Regions from separate parts of the Homo sapiens genome. Here region 2 is linked to region 1. The links are chromatin contacts, found by Hi-C or POLR2A ChIA-PET in ENCODE. All regions are on one chromosome and are shown on one strand. The core of a region is the stretch at or near the end of the contact, and the rest is flanking DNA. Distances in the headings are between cores, read along the strand shown. Region 1 holds the start of GPR19 (G protein-coupled receptor 19). Region 2 holds the start of EMP1 (epithelial membrane protein 1).

What was found. Hi-C counts contacts between places; a loop is a spot of excess contacts on that map. ChIA-PET counts read pairs that join two places held with the same protein, here RNA polymerase II (POLR2A). Pooled maps may share reads with other maps.
Region 2: a loop to region 1 is called in a pooled map, with 6 times the contacts of the local background. The contact joins the promoter of EMP1 here to the promoter of GPR19 in region 1. A Hi-C loop is called at or near these places in 4 of 50 pooled maps. POLR2A ChIA-PET finds 5 or more read pairs at or near these places in 2 of 52 experiments (activated T-cell and activated naive CD4-positive, alpha-beta T cell).

Annotation. Positions count from the first base shown.
Region 1 is chr12:12,689,464-12,697,432 of GRCh38, reverse strand. It overlaps GPR19 (G protein-coupled receptor 19), which reads left to right and starts at 1,250. Exons shown (of 4, transcript NM_006143.3): 1 at 1,250-1,368; 2 at 1,922-1,974. RefSeq lists enhancers at 1,083-1,162, 1,343-1,502.
Region 2 is chr12:13,192,275-13,200,243 of GRCh38, reverse strand. EMP1 (epithelial membrane protein 1) reads right to left here and starts at 3,518. Exons shown (of 5, transcript NM_001423.3): 1 at 3,372-3,518. RefSeq lists an enhancer at 978-1,478.

The DNA of each region.
Region 1 (7,969 bases), core at 1-2,500:
TAGAAATCCTTCCATAAAAATACTTTTTAAAAAGTCACTTTGCCTGCCTTTTTTTTTGTTTTCAAACGAATCCAGTCATATCTGTAAAACAAGTTTCCATCAGATCTCATTTTATAAGCAACATCCTCTTCTAAGCCACCTGAAACTGACTTTGAAGAGCTCTTCAAACCATTTCAAAAATTTGTTTGTTGGCTTGTGCTTTCTTGGGTTAATGCTTCTAGAGTCGTCTCCAAGTTTCAAATTTTGCATGGCTGCTTTTTTTTTTTTTTTTTTTTTTTTACTTCGCTTCAAGAGTCAGTCTTAAATCATGTAGGTTTTGCTTGAGGTTTGCTCGAGCAAGAGGACCTTAGGTTTGGTCTTATTTGCATTTTTACCATAACTAGGCCTACATTCTAAATAAGTAACTAAATGCCACCTATGAGTTTCATTAACTGTGGCTGCTTGCCACTTTTTAGTTCTGGTTAGGGTGGTGCTATTGTTTTCCTCAGGTTCATTAGAAACATCTTCCGTGACAGCTCTGACGCGGCACCGATTTCTGAGTGTCCAGTGTTTTCCCTACCATTATTTTCTTTGGTCTGAAGTTGACACTTAAACTGTCCAGTTTTAAACCTCCGATCCGTGTTCCCAAATGAAAACATGACTTTCATTACGAATTACACGTCAAGGGAGCAAACCAAGGCGCTCGGGGCGGCGAGAACCGCGACACAGCGCTTCGCCTGGACTGGTAAACAAACCGCCGCGCAGGCGCAATGGCAACAGGACGGTAACCTGGGTAGCCGCCAATGGGCTTTTTCGTAGAGTGAAAAGCGGAAAAGCCAAACAAAACGCTGGTTCCAAGGTGATAAACTGGCTGACTTCCTCTATTTTTACTTTTTTAAAAAATTTTGTTTCTGAAGAAGTAGTTGTGCGGCCTTCTGGGCCTCGCAGAGATCTTCTTCGTGGAATTCCTCGGCCCCAGAGAAATGCCGCTAGCCTGTCGGCTAGTTATATTAGCCTAATTTTTTGTCTTGATCTTTTTCATTTGACTGCAGCACTAATCCTAATCCACTGGGGCAGCAAAAAAAAAAAAAAAAAAAAAAAAAAAAAAAAAAAAGGGCGGGTGGGATCTCAACGCCACGGAAAACCTTCATACTAGCCGGCCATCACCAAACCACGCGAGATCTGCCTGAGGAGAAGCGCCACCCCGGGAGTGCACGTTTGCGCATGCGTCTGGCTCATCATTTTTAGCGCGCAAAAGTTTCAAAACTTTCCGCCTAGTGAGAGGCGGTCCGATTTGGCCCTTGGGGAGTGTCCGTCGCGTTGATCTGATGGATTCACGTACACAACACCACATTCTATGAGATTTTGCAGGCAAAAGTCCACAAGCTCGTATGGTCATCCCTTCTTTCCGTTTTTATATTGGCCGTGAACTCTGTGAGGGGAGGTTTCAGCGACTGAAGTAGTAAAGGAGTGGGAGCGGGAGAGCCGATTAATGAGGTTGTAGAATAAGAGAGAAATCTGAAGGGACAAAGGAGTTTTATTTATTTTTTGGCTGGTGACCAAGAGGATGTGAGTGTGAGCTAAGGTAATACAGTGGGAAGGAGAAGATGGGAAGATTTGAGAGATAAATGAAGGCAGTAGCTCTGTAGCCTACCTGGGAGGCCAGACTAGAAAGAAGTTGACAGTAGAGGACATTTTTCTTAAAAGAGTGTGAACTTATGCATGTTTGTAAACAGGCAGAAATGGCATGCATTTAGTACATGGTGTATATAAGGTGGAAATCGGGACGCCCCTAATGGAATGGAATGAGGAAGATTCTAAAAGCCACAGTCCTGAACACAGGCCGAGGTGGAATTGCGAAGAACAGTCGCGGTAACAGAAGTCAGGAATTTGGGAACTGTCTCGAGGGATCTGACCAATCTGACCTCTTTTTGTCTCTCAGGATATATGGGACACCTGCACCGGCATTGGATTTGGCCCCGCAACATCTTAAAGGTACCACCCAACACCTGAAGTGTCTGCCTCCTTCCGATGGAGCCTCCTGGCCCCTCCCACCTCTCACCAGCTTTACCCTTTAGCCAGAATGAAATGTGGATTTCATGGAATGAAATGGTGGCATTTAGCTACCACATTACTCAGATGTGTCACTGACACCTTACAGAAGTACATACTTCTAGCCTCTAGCCTCCCAGTTCACTAGATATTAGAGTCCATCTTGATATCGGCAGCAATTCTATGCCACTTAGCTACTATAATTTGATTCTTTGTATACTATCTGGAGTACAAGGCAGAAGAATGCTGATGGAATACGTAATTTTACTCCAACAAAGGAATGGCTGATAGGTAAAGAGTATCACTTCATCTGTAAGAAAAACTAAATATGGAAAGCCACAGGATTGAAGCTAGCAGTGATGGAGAAGGATCCCAGTGTGAATATATAGAATGGAAGTACTTCAGTAAAGAGCCAGGCATGGTAATCACTTACCAAGAAAGTGACTTCATTTCATTTTGGCAGCCTAAAGTATATCCTGGCAGCTGCGCTGTATGTGTGAAGTGCATAGGAAAATGCTGCAGGAAAAATCCATGGAGGCAATGGAATAGGATTTCAGGGTTGAAGCCTGGGTGTCTTGTTTTAGGGAGTGGGATCATCCAGCTCTGAGAGGCATGACATCTCGATATGATGTCATATAAAGTGTGTACAATTGGGAATCAGACCTGGGCTTTGACTTTAGGGTCTGCCAGTCACTCTGTGTGTCCTGTCTGAATCTCAGTTTCTCAATTTATAAAATAAGGATAATAGTGCCTGTGCCATAGGATTATTGTAATGACAAAATGAGGTAGCATAGAACTTAGTGTAAAGTACATGCCACCTATCAGTTGAATTGTGGATGCTCTGTGCATCGTAGGTCCGTCTGTATTTAGGGAGCTTTAAGACAGGTACTCTACCGGGTCAGGCGCGGTAGCTCACGCCTGTAATCTCAGCACTTTGGGAGGCTGAGGCGGTCGGATCACAACGTCAGGAGATCGAGACCATCCTGGCAAATACGGTGAAACCCCGTCTCTACTAAAAAAAAAAAAATACAAAAAATTAGCCGGGCGTGGTGGTGGGCACCTGTAGACCCAGCTACTCCAGAGGCTGAGGCAGGAGAATGGCGTGAACCCGGGAGGCAGAGCTTGCAGTGAACCGAGATCACGCCACTGCACTCCAGCCTGGGCGACAGAGCGAGACTCCGTCTCAAAAAAAAAAAAAAAAAAAAAAAAAAAAGACAGGTACTCTACCATGCCCACACATTAGAATCACCTTGGGAGCTTAAAAAAATCCTAATGCCCTGGCTTTTCTCTATACCAATTAAATCAGAATCTCTGCGAGTGGAGCCCAGACATCAGTACTTTCTTAAAACCCTCCATTTTGCAACAAAGGTTGAGAGCCACTGCTTTAAGAGTTCCCTCTAGGGCCAGGCACGGTGGCTCACGTCTGTAATCCCAGCACTTTGGGAGGCGGAGGCGGGGGGATCACGAGGTCAGGAGCTTGAGACCAGCCTGGCCAACATGGTGAAACCCCATCTCTACTAAAAATACAAAAATTAGCTGGGTGTGGTGGCACGCGCTTGTAATCCCAACTACTCCGGAGGCTGAGGCAGGAGAATTGCTTAAACCCAGGAGGCAGAGGTTGCGGTCAGCCGAGATCGTGCCACTGCACTCCAGCCTAGGTGATAGAGCAAGACTCCGTTTTGGAAAACACGTTTGGAGGAATGAAGTTTAGAGCTTGAGACAGGCAGATAAGTAGGGCATCATGAGCTCTATTCAGGAGGAAGGCCACTGTGATAAGAATGGGGTTAACGTACTAATTTGGGAAAGGTCATTGATAAAGCCATTAGTATAATTGCCAGGATACACAGGCTTAGCTGTAGAGATAGAAGAGTGTCAGTCTCCCAAGCTGGTCTTTTGATCTAGCACAGGCAACACAGATAATGATGTCTTTATTGCATTACACATGGTGAATCTTGGGCCATCAGCAGGGCTGATGGCAGTAGTGGGTTGGGGCGGATCTTTACAACCTGCAATACCTCATTGGTTGGGGAGGGCATCAAGGCATGATTGAAATGTGTGTTCTTTTCCAATGAGAGGCTGCTGTACATGGGAATGCATGTGCAGCAGGGCATTGATAATGAAGTGTTTTCCGGTAGCCTATCAGGGTTGATGTGGCAGCTCTGACCACACAAGTGGTTTTGTTATTATTAACAGATGAGAAAGGTGAGGTTCAAGCCTGTCTTTGTAGCCTTTCAGGGAACACAGAATCACTTGGAATACAAGTGGCATGGTCAGCAATTTCAGCTTCTAAGAGACAAGTTACTTGCTAGTAGGACAATTCTGGTTTCTAGGTTTATAAATAACTCAGAAGTTGAAATCACCATACTACTTTAGTTATTGAATATAAGACAAAAAAGGTAGTGATAATGGCCAAGAATATCTTTTGCCACATGAAGTTACCTGTCTTTAATTGGGTTCCTTTTCTTGAAAAGCAGGCACACATGAGTGACAGAGAATCTTCCTGGGACCGATAGGAATGCTAGACAGATTGGTCTCTGTCTTTAAAGGTTTTTATGGGTTAGAGTGAGCCAGGACTAGAGCCAAAGACAAGTAATGCTTCAGTTTCTTAAGGGCTTTTTCAGCTGCTGGAGGCCAGTAGTACTTTTGCTCAGAAAGCAAAGGAGAAAGGGGCTTAAGCCCAGTTGGAGAAAAAAAAAAACAAAAAAAACAACTATAATTAGGTCTTTTGTGCTTTGTGGATATCAAATACCTGTTGGACCTTTTTCAGAAACTTTCATATTGTACCAGTATGGGGTTCTGGTTCTATAAATGAGGGTATCCAGTCCGTCTTTCTTTCTGCCTCTTTTTGGGGTACAAGAAATTAAATTTGAGTCAGGCGCAGTAGCTCACGCCTGTAATCCTAGCACTTTGGGAGACCAAAGCAGAAGGATCGCTTAAGCCCAGGAGTTCAAGACCGGTCTGGGCAACATGGCAAAACCCCGCCATTAACCTGGCTAATATTACAAAAAAAAAGACAAGAGAAGCCAGCAGCGAGTCATCACTGGACCTGACCAAGATGACCACTCAAAGAGAGGAATAGACTTCAGCAGGGAAAAGCTAAAGGTCTTTCTGGAGTTAGATAAGTGGCCAGCTGGTCAAAGGAGCTATAGTTGAAAAATTCATAGAAGTAGAGTTTTGTCCCCCTAAACCCACGTAAGTGCCCATTGAGATAAGGAATCAGTCTTTAATACCTGTGAGGTACAGGGAAACTGATGGCAGCTCATGTTAGTACCAACAAAGTAAGACGTATTGCTCATCCTCCTCTCAAACCCTGGAGGGATCAGAAACTAGGAGGGGCAAGATCTAAGGAAACAAGTCAGGAAAAAAGAGAAGTGGCCACACTGTTTTGTTAAATCTACTACAGAAGGCACAAACTGGGAGGAGGGAGAAATGCCTAAACTAAGTCAGGTGCCAACTTTTGATTGTTATATAGGACTGGATATTTTAGTTATTAACATCTCTTAACTAAAAATGACCAGAAAAAGTAATGGGACCACCCAAGTTTTAATTCAGGGATAAGAGAAGAACCAGCCTTGCAACCAGACACCCTTGAAGGGTGTTTTCAAAGGGACAGTGGAAAATGAAAATTAGGTGGTTTTAGGTTAATCTCAAAAGTCATGCTTATTCAGTGTGCTGGTACACTGTCGCTGAGCACCTACTTTGCTGTTTTAGATCCTAGAGGTATAAAGATGAATTGGATGACATCCACCTTACAAGAATCTATGAAGTCAATGCAATATGACATATGCAATCGTATAAGTAGTATATATGAAAATTAAAGTACTATGGTGAAAAGGAAAATGTGACTAACTTATTTTGGAAGGATACAGAGTGGGAGAGAAATAGAACTACAGATAAGATAAAACCCAGCAGGGTTTGAAAAGAGGAGTAGATGTTCACAAAGAGGACAAGGCAGAGAAACTGTCAAGTCTAAGCCACGGAGGCAATACAAGCAGTGTGAAGGGCATGCTTGTTCAGCAGGTGACTCAAATGGAGGTGAAATGGAGGTCACAGGGGTTGAGTTTAGACCAGAGCTATTGGCAGGCTCATTCTGGAAAGTTAACGGAATTTTAGAAACAGATGCACCAAGAGACCAGTCATTTCATCTATCAGTCATTCCTCCCTCTGTTTGACTTTGCCTTTTATAAAATTGACCAACAGCCCTTTTTATTTTTTTATTTTTTATTTTATTTTATTTTATATTTTTTAGTTTGGGATATGACCTTTATTGAGCTTATCCACCAGCGTGGAAATAATGTCTGTACAAAACCAAATGTTTGTTACTATAACTTCTGCATCACAATTAAAATCCAAAGAGTTATTTAAAAACAGTCAACTCAATCAAAACCCACTACTTCAGAATCCATATTTTCTTTGAAGCCACAGTAACACTTATATATGGTTAAGACTCGAATGCAGAAATTTGGTTGATTGGAAAGCTAATTAAACTTCCAACTTGCTCAAATAGAATTACAAAAAGGCAAAATTGCCAACAGCCCTTTTTAGAGAGTGCTGAGAAGATAGTATGGGAACTCTTCTCCATCCTGTTCTCCCAGCTGTTTGGATCTGGCTCTGTATCTGAGTTAGGCTGGGTCAAACAGACTCTGCCTCCTAAGAATTTAGAGTCAGAACATTGAGAGACTGGGTCACTCTGACAGAAGCATTGAATTTATAAGGACATGTGAATTTCAGATCCAAGGCCACCATTTAGGGGCAGCCATTTTGGGGCCAGTAATACAATAAGGGACAAGCAGAACTAGTTGATCTCAAGAGAAGCTGGTGAATGCAGCTAATGAAGAAACAGAGAGAATTGGAGGCAGTAGACCATGTGGTCTCCTAGAGAAAGAGAGTCAGTAGCTACCTTGGGTCTGACCACTTTCAGGACCCTTGTCTAATCTAACGTCTGGCTGCCACTTTTTGTTCTTGATTTCCCTGCACTTCCTCTGAGTCATAATAAATCCATCTCAACCTAAGGGGATTCATTTTTCTCCTTAGACAACAGTGTTATGTGCCTAATTATGTTCTCCCCTTCTTAATGTTTTTTGTCCTAATAAAACCATGTATCTTCCACATTAGGAATACACATATATAGCAAAGACACTTATTTAACTCGCTACAGATATCTCATGAAAATGTAGGTCCTTTATTTTGTCTAGAGTTTTCACCTATTAGTCATCTATTACCGCATAACAAAATTCCCTACAGTTTAATATCTTGGAAGAATAATATCAAGTTCAACAGAGCTTAAAAAAGAAAACAAACAAACAAAAACATTATGTCATAGTTTCTGTGGATCAGGAATTTGGGAACAGCTTAACTAGGCCATCTGGCTTCGGGTCTCTCACAAAGCTGTAGTTGAGATGTTAGCTAGGGGTATGGTCACTGACTAGGGCTGGAGAATCTCCTTCCAAGGCAGCTCACTCACAAGGTTGGCTAGTTGGTGCTGGTTGGTGAGAAGCCTCGGTTTGCTATGTGTGGGCCTCTTCACAAGGCAGCTTGAGTTTCCTTATGACGTGGTAGCTGGCTTGCCCAGAGTAAGTAATCCAAGAAGGTGAGAGCCAGGTAGAAACTGTCACAGAATCACTTCTGTCACATTCTATTTATTAGAAAGAAGTAACTAAGTCTAGCCCACATTCAGGGGGAGGTGGATTAGGTTTCACATCTAAAATCTAATGTGGCAGCCAGACCTTAGATGCATTCTTTGAAGGCATATCAAAGAATTTGTGGATGTATTTTAAAACCACCACAACCTGTTAGGTTACAGGAAAAAAAAAAAGTGTCTAATCCTGTTTCAAATATAGTTCAATTCATTCAGTTCCTTTAGATAGTATTAGTATCCTATGGATGAAATGTTTCATCTTTCATAATACCTCCCAAAGAGGTCCTGTCACTTTTTTCT
Region 2 (7,969 bases), core at 2,269-4,768, 500 kb before region 1:
CTGGTATTGGATTGATCTAACCATGACCTAGTAGGTAGCAACACTGGGTGTGTCCCTCCGAGTATGTACATCTGAGAGTCCCAAATAGGCCTGAGCTTTTGTGTTAGGCAGCTATGTACATACATGTGGGAGGTTAAAGAAGGAACCATATTCATGCATTTAGAAAATTAAATACCTCCAAATCAAAAACCCCGTGAGTATGATTGACTATGTACATAATTCCAAACTTCAAAAATGCTCCCTGCCCTTCTGAGCCTTAGGCAAAAAAAAAAAAAAAAAGAAGAAGAAGAAGAAGAAGAAAAGATAATGCAATGTAGATCCATCAAGTTGTATTCATTAAATATTAAATAGGCGTTAAGTGTTTAGAGGATGAGAATCATTGGGTGGAGCAACAACAAAACCAGAATAGATATTTTCTGAGTTGTTTCAGGCCAGCAGAATCAGGAAGTTATAAGGAAGTTGATTTTGCTTGATTTAAGGAACTTTAATAAAATTAGAGTTGGCCTGCTAAGGGGAATGAGTGTGGAGGTACACACTGAGGTTCTGAGCTCCCCGCATCTGGAAATTTTAAGATCTGTAGGATGGCCATCTGTTCAAGATGGTGTAAAAATTAGATTTCTGCATACAGTAGGAGAATGAATGAGATCCAAGATCCCTCCCAAATTTAGAATTCTGTGAACGAAATGAAGGATGAAATGGAACTGACTTGCCTCCTGCCCTTTCCTGTGTCCACGTTTCAGTTATGTGCCCCACCAGGCTCCATAGAGTCTACAGAAAAGCAGTCTTGCCTCATCCACAAGTTTTCCCCGGTCTTCAACGTGTCTCTCTCCAGTAGTCCCTGTGGGTCTGGCACTACCTGAAATCCCTAGAGCCACCCAGAGCAAGCCAAGAGGGTCTACATTCCCGGGTGAGGGGTCTCCATGAAGCCCACTGACAAGGCTGGGAACTTGATGGGCCTAATCTGGTCTCTGGAGGAAGCAGGAAGGGCTGAGGAAGGCACAGTGAGTCCTTTCCACTCTCCACAGAAGGGATCTCTTTCCTTTCCCCAGCGGTCTGCCCAGCAGTCCTGGGAGATAGCCAGATTCTAAGGATGTGATTTGCTCCAAGTTGGTTCTTGATGGCCTTTTGCCAACTCCCAAGACAGTTTAGTACCCACAAACAATGTAAATGTGGGGGGCCCTCTGACCAGGGCGCCAGACAGGATGTCCTGCAGCCCCCGCCCCCGCCCCATTCTTCGGAGTCTGGGTGGAATTGGATCTGCCCCTGAGGGTGGGAGGCAGCGGGCAGAGTGGGGGGGAAAAATAACCCTCACATTTCGGGATTGTCAAAGCTGAAATCCAGAAAAACTCTCACAGCTAAGGGACTCTTTCACTACTTCTTGGAGGAAGAGCAGAGAGCAGGAATCAGAACGGTATTTTTCTAAATTGTCTTCAAACTCCAGGAAGTAACATGTAGCATATTTTCTCCTTTATAAACCTACAGTATCATGTGAAACCTTGCCACAAATAATGCAGTTCATGATGGTTTACACTCCCAACATTGTCAGGGCTTTCCGTGTGTTGACTGGTTATTAGTTTTAACCTGCACAGAACTAAAAGATTTGTATAATTTTCACAGGATATTAACACTATTGATTTAATAATGGCTAATCCACATCCATGTAATGTGGAAATAATAAACATGTGAAGCAAATGTAGGAGTTCCCTTCATCTTGAAAAGTTGCCCTGATGCCTACTCAATCGTCCCCCTTGGGGCAGTTTTACAAGGAGCATTGCCTGCTCAACACAGGGTTGATTACATGTAACTTCTCTCCCAACGTACTGCCTTTCTAAAGGAAAAGCCTAACTTTGTCAGACAAGCTGAATCCTGTCATTCTCATCTTGTTTACTTGGGGAAAAAATATACCAGTGTCTATGTTGAAATGGGCCACACCTCGGTAGACACTCACCCAAAATGCTAACCGAAAAAAAGAAAAAAAGAAAAAAAAGAAAAAGCACCCTTCTTCATTCCTCCAGATTTCATGATTAGCATGAGTGTTTGCATTTATACAATCACATTTCGGGAACAAGAGAAAAGATAAGCATTTCAAAACAATCACTGCCTTCCATGCAAAGAAATTCCACATCCACTTTCTTTTAAAAGTTCTTTTATCGTTTCTGGTATGCCATCTTTTCACTCAGCACTGAAAGGCAGCTCTTTCTGGGGTGAAAGCACAAAGCCACTCAACAATTTTTAACAGGCACAGATGAAGTTCTCCTGCCCCACCCTCTTCTCCAAACCCAGCTTCCCTTTTGCCTCCCCCGCCCTCCACATCTGGCCAAGAGAAGGCATCTGGAATCCTCATCAGCTCCTGCTTCGACCAAGTGAACCCCTCCCACGTTTCATTTAAAACACCATTTGCCTCCCTCTCTTTCTCTCTCTAACAGTTTTCTTTTTTCATTTTTTTTCTTTTTCTTTTTTTTCCTTTTTGAGACAGAGTCTCACTCAGCTGCCCAGGCTGGAGTGTAGTGGCGCAATCTCAGTTCACTGCAACCACCATCTCCCGGATTCAAGCAATTCTCCCGTCTCAGCCTACCAAGTAGCTAGAATTACAGGCACCTGCCATCATGCCTGGCTACTTTTTGTATTTTAGTAGAGACAGGGTTTCACCATGTTGGCCAGGCTTGTCTTGAACTCCTGACCTCAGGTGATCCGCCCGCCTCAGCCTCCCAAAGTGCTAGGATTACAGGCATGAGCCACCGTGCCCGGCCAACAGTTTTCTTTAAACAAACCAATCCCCCTCTTCCCATCCTGTGAGGAGAAAAAAAATACTTAAATTTAAACAGAAGTGAATAGGGAAGCAAACAGGCAGGAAAAGCAATGTCAAAAATAAACTGAAAACCAGTTATCTATCCACCACCACCCAAAAAATCCCAACCAACAACCAGCGAGCAGAGTAACAGTTCAAGTCCTGAAGCAATCGGAATCAAAACGGAGGAGGTGAAAAACATCTGGCCAGTTCCCGATGTCATTTCCAAGGTGTGTGGTGTTTCCTCCATAAACAGGATCCTATCCCAGTTTGTTTCAAAGTCCCTGCTCCCTCCACATCCTAGAACAAGAACCCGGTCACTGCCAGGCACGATTTTAGCCCCATCCCATTGATTTCCCCAGACTCCGTCCTCAAAATACACTTTTCTGAACTTTCTAGAAAAAGTTGTCTCTGTATCCACTTTGAGCCAAAAGTTTCAAGGACTTGGTTCTTAGAGGATCATAGAAAAATAGCGAAGGAAGAAAAGAAAAAGCAAAACTAAGATGAGGTCAGAAGAAGCAGAGCCGTGGAAAGGAAGGAGAAGTTTTGCTGAGAGTCCCCACAGCGTTGGGAGCTGTCCTACCTGAAGGGTCCCAGCGACAGAGGCGCTCTGAGTGGCAGGTGCTGGCAGCAGCCCTGGTCCGCTCTTCTGGAAGTATGTGACCGCACTGAGGGGAAGGACCTGCCTCCCGAGGTTATAAGTTTCCTCTGCTGGTGTACTGGGGTGTGTAATGGGCGGTTTCTTTTCACCGTGTTTTAAAGGAGTTTCTATGAATCAGTCTGGCTTTAAAAAAAAAAAAAAGATTTGTTGGTAAGCTACGCCCTGCTAAGCTGGCAGTCAGTCAAGAGTGGCTGGGAGTGAGCCATCAATTCAAAGAACCCTGTTGTAGGCTCTCTCTGACTCAGACACACAGACCACAGTGGAAAAAAGGAGGGACATTGCTTCAAATGAGTAACAGGATCACACAAATAGATCTGTTTACTGAAGCCCATTCCTCCTCACCAAAAAGGAGACTTGGTTACCATGGACATAAGGCAAAACACAAGGTTTCAGCCTGGGAGGGGGAGGAAAGGGGCCAGTGTCCTGCTGACTGAAGTCCTAGGTCATCATCAAGCGAGATTCCCAGTCTTCCTCCCCCATTAAAAGCATCAGCTGCTGCTCACTGTCAGGAATTATCAGATTCCTTTTTTTATTTACTTCCCTGCCTGACCCTGGTGCACTGTCCTGTGGGTGGCTGTACAGGGAGGCCCTGAAGGCGAAGGGGACACACTAGGAGCTCTTGCAGCCCTGCCTCTGAGTGATGGAGCACTGATTGAACAGCAGAGAATTCCTGGTCTTTCATTATGCTCTGCTAGTGCCCGTGTGGACTCTCCACATTCCAGGAGGAAGTCCTCTAGTTAAGAACTTTGCTCTCTGTAATAATCAGCTGGACCTTGTTCTACAATTGACTTTCTTGAACTTGGCCAGTAGCATAATCATCCCTACTACCTCCCTGCACCACTCCTCTCTCTCTCTCAACTCTGGAGCTGGGAGAGGCCTGTGAAGTCATCTCATCCCACAGCCCAGGCATTCCACTGGAGAGAGTAAAAGCCCAGATGCCTGAGTTCAAGCCCAGCTCTCCACAAATTTGCTGTGTGACTTTAGGCAAACCACTTAACTTCTCCATGCCTATTTTCTCATGCATAAAATGGAGATGGCAGGTATGTAACTCATAGAGCTATGATGAGAAATACACATATAGGGGCTCATGGCAGTGTGCATAGTGAGCGCTCAACAAATCTTAGCTACAAGGATTATTTTACTGAAGAAGCAGCTCAGGCCCAGAGAGGTGAAGTGACTTATTCAAGGAGATACAGTACGTTACCAGTAGCAGCTTGGATCTAGGTCAGCACATCCAAGCAATTCTATTTCTGTTATTCTCTGCTGCACCCTGACAACTTATTTCAATTCAAAATATGCGTGTGTAGTATTTATTCATTCATTCTGCCAATACAGGCTGCACGTCAGTCTTCACTGGGCCTGATTCAGAGCACTGAGTCACAGAAGTGAATGACATCCCTGCCTCTTGGAACTTATATTCCCTAAAAAGATAGAAAACAGACTGGTGGCTATTCACCAAAATGTTGATCAAATTCGATGATAAAATTATGGATGCAGTTTAGTTTGTTCTGGTCACAATTCTGTATTTTCCAAATCCTCTGCAATGAACCTATATTACTGTCTTTAGGATGTTGGCATGTGGATGGATGGATTTTAGGAAAAAATATTTTAACATGGGAATGTGGAGAATATTTTCTAAGGTGGATGATAAGGAAAACACAACACACACACACACACACACACACAATGATTTGATGATGCTGCATCTTCACAAGTCCCTGAGAACTGAATTCTATCTCTGTAAAAGTAAGAAGGTCTGGATTTTCTCACTGAAAACTGATGACGTGATAAAAGACTGCATGTTTCTCATAGAGTTCCTCACCTCTCCCCTCTCTCATTGCTCATTTGATAATAAAAATGCCTGTCTGAGAGGGGCCACTCCCAGCAGTGGGTTGAGAGTCCCTGTGATCTCTGAGCATCCCAACCCTCAGGGAGGGGAGGGTGTCTGCAGGTGAGGCCAGGAAATCCCCAGGCATGTGCTGGCGCTCCAGATGGGCCAGTCTCCCCTGCTGGAATCGGCCTGTCTCCCTGGCCTTTTCCTACTCTCAGGGTTGCCTTTCACCCCTGATGCCCTCTGCCAGTTTTAAAGTCTCTCTTCCCTCAGCTGCCTGGAAAGGAGAACTGGACTCCAGAGGAAGTGTTCTCAGATGCTGAGGAGTATGTGGTCTGATTGCATTTCTTAAAGAGAAACCTGGAGCCAAGGAATAGCAGAGGGGAGGCATTCTCCCTCCCACCTCCTTCTCGGGCTTAACAAGGGGAAAAATCAGGAACTTTTCTTAAAGTACTTGAGTAGAGGAATCCTTCAGTCTATCTGGATTTCCATGGATTTCACAAAGAGAGACGCTGGGCTCAGGGACGGGCTTCAAAACAGGACCCAGAAAGCAGGAGGCCCAGTTTCCACGCCTACTACCTGGCAGTGGCTGTGAGCGAGGCATCTGCCTGCCTCCATTTCACCTTAAAGTGAGTAGACAGCATCACCTTCCAAATGGGTCTGATAAATCTCACCTTCCTGTGTGCTTTTGGAGATGTCTAGGTTTGGAGAGAAAATATTAAATGCATTGAGCTGTGAAAACACACCCATGCACACATGCAAAAACACATGCACGCACACACACATGCACACATGCACACACAGAGTGGTGCCATAGAAAGCCAAGTTGTGTAAATATTTTTAAAAGATGAATGCAAGTCCAGGATTTCTAAAGACTTATAATTAACCCTTGAAATATCACTGAGCTTATTTTATAAAACAAAGTTATCCAGTCTGGGAAAGCAATTGGATCTGTTCTGGCTGAAGTTCTAGCTTTTTGTGCCTCTGGATGTGATTAACTCGTTAAGCCTGAGTGTTCCTTTGGCTATGAGCAGACAATTTTGAGACTACAGACAGTAAACGGTTCAGGGCCTAAAACCACATGGGGCTGGAGATACAGCTCCCCTGGCGTTTATATGGTCTTTCCAAACAATGTCGAGTAAGCTGCCTTTCTGCTCCCATTTCCCCCATTTGGAAGGTAAATTAGACACATTCATTTTCTGCATGGGCAAAGAACCGGACAAAGTTTCATTTGACCTCACTCAATAAAGCCATATATTCTTGGGAGGGAATGTCTCTCTCACCCAGTGCAAATGTTACTCCAGCAAAGGGATATTTTCCCCTTTTTCGGAAGCAACAAGAATCAACTTCTGGCACGTTGCCATTTGGGGCAGATTTTCAAGTTTGAACCGGCGTAAACATTTTAATGAATGCATGAAACGAAGGCTTTTAATGACTGATACAAGAAGTCTACTAAGGCAGGTCTGGCCCCTACAGCCCACAGAAAAGAAAACTAATAATAGCTTGAACTTGTTTTTGTTCAAACTCAGTTAACCGAAAAGAATCCCAAACTATGCAACATGTTCCCCAAAGCTATTATATGAACAGGGATGTCAATATTAATATTAGCACACACTGCTTGGAAGGTAAATAGAATGGGGGAAAAAGTTACACAGTATCTTCCCAAGTCAAAGGAATGTTTGTTCCTCACAACTCCTCTTTGAAATTTGAGAATTTACCAGAAATGTTGTATTCCTTCCCTTTCCTTTCTTTCTTTCTCCAACTCTCCTCTCTCTATTTCTCTCTCAGGCTTTCTTCTGGCTTTCTTTATGGTTTTTGGGGGTGTTTTTGTTGTTTTTTGGGTTTTTTGTTTGTTTTTGTTTGTTTTTTTGAGACGGGGTCTCGCTTTGTCACCCAGGCTGGAGTGCCGTGGTGCAAGCTCGACTTATTGCAATCTCCGCCTCCTGGACCCAAGCGGTCCTCCCACTTCAGCCTCCTGAGTAGCTAGCACTACAGGCGTGTGCCACCACACCTGGCTAATTTTTTGTTTTGCTTTGTTTTTGAGACAGAGTCTCGTTCTGTCTCCCAGGATGGTATGCAGTGGCACAATCCTGGCTCACTGAAGCCTCTGCCTCCCAGGTTCCAGCAATTCTCCCACCTCAACCACCAGAGTAGCTGGGCTCAGATAATCTGCCCAACTCAGTCTCCCAAAGTGCTGGGATTACAGGTGTGAGCCACCACACCCAGCCCATTTTCTTCTGGCTGTTATTGCTTTCTTTCTTTTTCTTTTTCTTTTTCTTTCTTTCTTTCTTTTTTTTTTTTTTTTTTTTGTGATGGAGTTTTGCCCTTGTTGCCCAGGCTGGAGTGCAATGGTGCGACTTCAGCTCACCACAACCTCTGCCTCCTAGATTCAAGCGATTCTCCTGCCTCAACCTCCCGCGTAGCTGGGATTACAGGCATGCACCACAACGCCCGGCTAATTCTGTATTTTTAGTAGAGATGGTGTTTCTCCATGTTGGTCAGGCTGGTCTCAAACTCCCAACCTCAGGTGATCCACCCGCCTTGGCCTCCCAAAGTGCTGGGATTACAGGCGTGTATTGCTTACTTTCTTAAATTCCTCTCAGTAAGATGTAATTTTAATATAGTTTCACAAAATGAGAAGTCTCTAAAATCCTCCTAGTACCCCACTTTCTGGTCTCTTAGCTAGCTG